Linked DNA regions of Mus musculus: region 2 is linked to region 1. The links are chromatin loops, found by intact Hi-C in ENCODE. Cell type or tissue: heart. All regions are shown on one strand. Links, peaks and the distances in the headings refer to the core of each region. The heading gives the core; the rest is flanking DNA. Region 1 has its middle 100 kb from the start of Gm36341. Region 2 has its middle 36 kb from the start of Gm38542.

Region 1 (2,917 bases), core at 229-2,728:
AACCAGAAGCCACTGAACTCACATGTGCCACAGACATGTGCATCTCCACCTGTGTTCTCACTGAGGATATTGGTGCTGTGTGTTTTCATTTCCTGGGCTTTCCAATGAGATCATACTGAATTTATTGGTTTCCTCACTCATATATTCCCTAACACCATGGATGCTGTAATTTTGTGTGAGATTGATGCCCCCAATTAGATTATAAACTCTTTTATGGCAAGCTTATATTATATGACTCTTTGCATTTCCATTTCTTAGCACAGCTCCTTGCAATAAATATGGGTTTAAAAGGGTCTGTTGACACTGATTCTGAGTCAGATTCTTGAATTTATTGGATAGATGCCGTTCTGAAACTTACATTATCTCAACTGTGTATTTGCTGAATAGGTAGTGTCAGGCAACTTTGTATGCTCCCCAAACACATTAGAAGTAAATATTTACATTCCAGACAACTGGTTTACTTGGGAGGTGATAGCGACTGCACGAAGCCTGGAGTTTCATTAGACAGTTTTCCAGCCACACTATCTGTAGTAGCCACACAATTACTCAAAACTGAAAATCAGGCATTTCTTTGGAATCCATCTTTCAATTATGAAATAATTTAGTTGTGCATGCCATGAGTAGAAGTGCTGCTATGAATCCATTGTATACCTTTGTGGGTCATTGCTGTGTCTTAGAGATTTTGCTACTCAGATTTCAAAAGGAGATACAATGACACTGTTATAATGAATGGAGCAACACAAATGAATTGTGACTTGACATATTTCATTAAAATATTTATGCCCATTGGAAATCTCAATTACAATGTCACTGAGTTCTTCAGAAAATAAATATGAAAGAAAGAAAAAGGAAACCTAACATGCTGATTAGAAGACTTTACGGTACAGGAAAAACCAATGCCCATAGGAAGGTATTGTGGGCCCGGGGGGTATATCTTTCCCCTGGGGGAGTCTTCTTGTCCCCTCAGGGAGACTTGGATACAGCAGACTATAGTCTGTTTTTACAGTCTCAGTGAGGGACAAGATTTAGAAATGATGTCCCAGTTTTAGTGTGACCAACAGAGAGTTTATTTTAAAAAAAAATGAAGGAAGAAAAGGAGAGATGTTGAGCTGTCCTGCGTAGTTGAGACTTGACAATAGCCATTGTTCTCATGAGAGTTATATAAGTGGTCCAGATGCCAGAAGCGTTGTGAGATTTGGACTCAGTCCACTTCCCTGCTGGCTGAGAAAGCAGTTATTTACTTTCATGTCCTCTTTCTGTTCTGTCCTGGAAACCTACAATACTGGAGCTGTTAGGCCTCTCAGTTTAGTTACTGTTTCCATTTGAGCCCGGGGAAGTAACCAGGAAGTTAATTCTGTCCAGAGTTAAAGAGAGGGGCAGTATCCTTAGCAGGTGGCAGTTTGACTTATGGAAAAGTCAATTTCTTCCTCTCCGTTCCCGCAGGCCCTGAGAAGAGCTGACTGAGTTGCTCACAGAGTGGAAAGAAGCAACTGAGTGTGGCAAAAGTGGGGGAATTTCCGAGCCAAGTCACATCAAAGAGTGTTTGAGGGTGATTTAGCATTTGGAACACTTCAAAAAGTGTGACACGAGCTGTTCTTTTCACCCCCAGCCTCAAATATACATCCAGTATTCTTGGATAAGCTTTCATATGCAAAGCAAAAAAAGAAAAGTGGCTTTTCCATTAAATGCATTGTTATTCTTTGCCTTTCATAGATCTGGGTCCTGAAAGCACAGAAGAGAGAGAAATGAAATGTCAAAGATTTGTCTGTCTTTTTATTTTAAAAAAAAATGTCTCATGGAACTGAAGGTCTTGTTAACATTCTGACACTCAAACATAGGTTATGACTGTTTAAAACTATGGCTTCAAATGCTTGTCTTGTTCTCTCGCTGCTACATCCATTTGCTGATTATTTGGCTATAGTTTGCAATTCTTTAAAAAAAATGAATGACTATGGTAAACACTGAATGAAGGTATCTGAATAAAGTATCCCTTCAGGTTTGGTAATATTGTGAGCTTGCACTGGTTTGCTGAACAGACACGTAGGAAGAAGTTTGTTTGCTTGTCCTTTGAAGTTCACTGGCATGGCTCCATCACACTGAAGACACTTGACAGCTGAAATGTGACATGCAATTATTTCCTTTCTTCCTTTTCTTCAAAAAATTGTGGCTAAAATCTATCATTCTATATCTTGACCTTGTAGAGAATACATTAAATACATAAACCTTGAACAGAAGTTGGTGCTCCAAATAAACCAAGTCAAATTGAGAGAATGTGTTTAGTTTTGTGCCTAAATTTATTCCTTCTAAGGTGGTGCTAAGAGTACTAAATGTGTCCTCTCCCAGTGCTCAGGTATTGAAAACCTAATCCTAAGGGAACATTCTTGAAGTGAGGAGTCATTCAGAGGTAACCAGGTCACAATTTCTCTCATAAATGGATCAATAGTGTTATCATGAAAGTCCACCATTATTGCAGGTATGGAAATAAGAACAAGCTGGGCTCTTCCCGATTTCTCCCTCATGAGACCATTCCTTTTCTTCTACCTTATGCAGTGAGATGAACAGTAAAAAGCTCTGACTAGCTTGAGGCTCCTTAACCTTGGAGTTTCTAGGCTTCAAAGCTGTAAGAAATACATCCCAGGTCTTTATAAATTATCTACTTTCATGTACCCTGTGATAGTTTCAGAAAATAGCCTAAGACAAATGGGTAGAGATGTGTGTGAACATGAATACAAATGCATATGTCTCAAATTGCAGCCAATTGAATATAGTAGCAGCTATAATATTGTGTTCTACCTCCTTTGTAAGACTATTAATTGAGGGTAAGAGAAATTCAGAATCATTTGTATTAGGTTTAGAGATTTATGTTTTTCTAGGAGCCATCGAAAAACTCATTCATAACGTATTTTCAGTGAACAGC
Region 2 (2,917 bases), core at 275-2,774, 210 kb before region 1:
TGATTTGAATTGGCAAAAAGTCATGATTTTCACTTTAAAAAAAGGATCTTTTCTTCTTGAGCTGAGGCCAATTGAAATGCCTGAGATTGGGCCTTTTCACTGGGACAAGAACAATGGGATCAATTTTCAGTAGAAAAAAAAGAGATGACAGCTGACGTAATGAGCTGTTAAGGGCAAAGTTTGAAATTAGATATCACAGCTTAAGTAGTGCTGTGATTCCAGCTCCCCCCAACCGCTTTGCTTTGTCCAGTCTCTCATTAAAGAAATAAAACAAAACAAAGGCTTCTTGGCTACAAAATGGAAGACGATCTTTAATCCTGGAGCCTCTCTGCAATTTGAACTATTGCCTTCTGATTCCTATAGAGATAAAGAAGAGAAGTGGACTCTTCGGAGCGGAGTGTAGAAGTGCTGATAAGGAGGGAGGAAGACGCCATGGCTGGGCTGAGAGAATCTGCAGCTGTATTTTATCCTGTTTTCACCAAGCTGCAGAATAGAGGCAGGGGGCTTTCCACTTTAGATTTAATTTTTAGTGCAAATAATAAAAGGAAAGCCAAGCGGGTAGACTGCTCATCACCTTCTGGAGTCAGAAGAAGAGTGTGTCTTTAAATGTTAAGACCACATTATTTATGCGTTTCACTTTGGAGTTCAAGAGCGCGGGAGGGGGGAATGGCAGAGGAAGCAGCCTCTTCACACAGCTGGCTTCCTCTGCAATAGGTCACATCTGTCAGGCAGCAGCACGCCATTGTTATTCCTGGAAATGGCAGCATCTGGGAAATGGGATATATATATATATGGAAAACAACTTTTAGGCAACCTTCTACCCCAACTTCTTTTTTTTTTTAATTAGGTATTTATTTCATTTACATTTCCAATGCTAACCCAAAAGTACCCCCCACGCTCCCCCCACCCACCCACTCCCACTTCTTGGCCTTGTACTGAGGCAGATAAAGTTTACAGGACCAATGGGCCTCTCTTACCACTGATGGCCGACTAGGCCATCTTCTGATACATATGCAGCTAGAGACACGAGCTCTGGGGGGTACTGGGTAGTTCATATTGTTGTTCCACCTATAGGGTTGCAGATCTCTTTAGCTCCTTGGGTACTTTCTCTAGCTCCTCCATTGGGAGCCCTGTGATCCATCCAATAGCTGACTGTGAGCATCCACTTCTGTGTTTGCTAGGCCCCGGCATAGTCTCACAAGAGACAGCTACCCCAACTTCTTAATCCAGATTATGGTTGTGTAGGAGTTCTAGGATCTAGGATCCATCCACAGCTGTTCTGCAATGATGACCTAGTCCTGGAATTCATTGCTGGTGCCCTTAAAGTAACTTCAAGCCTTCGTGTCTGTGATTTTCCTATTCAGTGTTCCCTGGATTGCCATATAAAATGAATCCATCCAGATATAAGAGAATTAACAGTTGTTTCATTTTCTGGCAACCATGGCTGGCTAGCTCCTTGGTCAGAGGACACACACTAACCTGGGCATTATGAAGAAGTTGTTAAGTGTCCTGCCCTGAGAATCTGCATGGCTTTCTTTGTGACGTCTCCCAAAGTCTCTCTTCACTATGGACGTTTTAAGTAAAATGTACTGGAGCTTCCTAGCTTCAGCAGTGAAAGGAGTTGAGTATTGTCTGAGTACGGAGAAGAGTCGGACATTCTAGTGCTGGGGAGGTTGGAAGACACACCGCCAGGGACCCATGTGGCAGGAGTTCAGATGCAAGCCATAACGTGATTCTAATTGCAGACTCTAGTGTCAAGCTCCTGATTCATGTTCCTGGGACAGGAAATCAGATTGTTCCAACTTGGATCAGGGATTCCCTTGAGGACCTGTCAACTGTGAGGGAGGTTGAGGGAAGTCACATGGTTTAGATATGGCTATTGTTCAACCTTCCCACGGGTATGGAAAGTCTTAACAGAGAGTGGAAACCTTTAGAGACAGAAAGCCCCTTAAGAGTCTATTGTACCCGACTGCTCTGTATATATAATGGAAGCAATTTGTAATTTAAATCCCAGCGGACACTAGACTCTACTGAATCCTGAGAATGTGGCGGATTCTCCCCCTCTCCCCCCTTTGGAATAGATGAGACATTTGGCTATAAGAAACAGGCTTTAGAAGAAGGCTTGGGAAGCCTAAGAATGAGAAAAAGGACCAAAATACCTTTGTGACTAAAACAGTAATTAGGAGGTGGCTGGGGACTGGCTTGGGGGAAATCCTAGCTCTAAAGAGGAAGTCAAGAATTCATGAGAGTGTTGCTATGGTTTTTATTTTATTTTGCTGGATGGTGCGGTGCTGACCATAACACTTCCATCCCTCCCCAAAGCTTCGCAGACATCTGATCTCTCTCAGCTTGTTGCTATTTCAAGCAGAGGAGTTGATGCTTGTGTTAGTCAGCTCTCTGCACTATAACAAATACATGAGCCAATCAACTTACAAAGAAGACACTTTCCTTTGCTTCAGGGGTTTCAGCCCAGACAAGACTGTCCCATATTGTTTTGGGCCTGCACAGCAGGAAACACATGACAAAATCACTCACCTAAAGGTTTCGGCAAAAGGACAGTAGGAGTTGGGTCCCAGTTAGCTCCTTTGAGAACATGTCCTCACATAACTTAAAGACTTCACTCTAGGCTTTACTTCTTAAGAGAAGTTCTACTTTCCAATAGCATCAGTGTGTTGTCATGGTCGGGGTGTGGACACCCCAGATCCGACTGTAACCATAGTTGCAGTAATAAAGGGTATAAGTTAAAGAACCTGTAGTGGCTATTCCTGGTTGTCAACTTGCCTATATCTGGAATGAATTACAATCCAGAATTGGAAGGCTCACCAGTAACCCTAATCTGGAGGCTGGGAGATAGAAGTTTCTGACCTGGATTTTGGTATGGAGATCTTGAGGCATAGTGGCCATGGATTCCAGAAGA

Evidence for each region. Hi-C counts contacts between places; a loop is a spot of excess contacts. Peaks named below come from ENCODE experiments on the same cell type or tissue, not always from the same donor. Only the 100,000 strongest peaks of a DNase experiment are listed, where the experiment ranks them.
Region 2: a loop joins it to region 1, with 2.4 times the contacts of the local background. A loop is called at or near these places in 1 of 42 quality-filtered maps.

What each region holds. Positions count from the first base shown.
Region 1 is chr3:78,689,979-78,692,895 of GRCm38, reverse strand. No RefSeq gene overlaps it. Among named protein-coding and RNA genes, the nearest start is that of Gm36341, 100 kb to the left of the region's middle. In heart, for the core only: no CTCF peak of the experiment used is centred there; a DNase peak (open chromatin) is centred at 1,195.
Region 2 is chr3:78,898,977-78,901,893 of GRCm38, reverse strand. No RefSeq gene overlaps it. Among named protein-coding and RNA genes, the nearest start is that of Gm38542, 36 kb to the left of the region's middle. In heart, for the core only: a CTCF peak has its summit at 1,685; a DNase peak (open chromatin) is centred at 1,763; H3K4me3 peaks cover 444 bases; H3K27ac peaks cover 400 bases.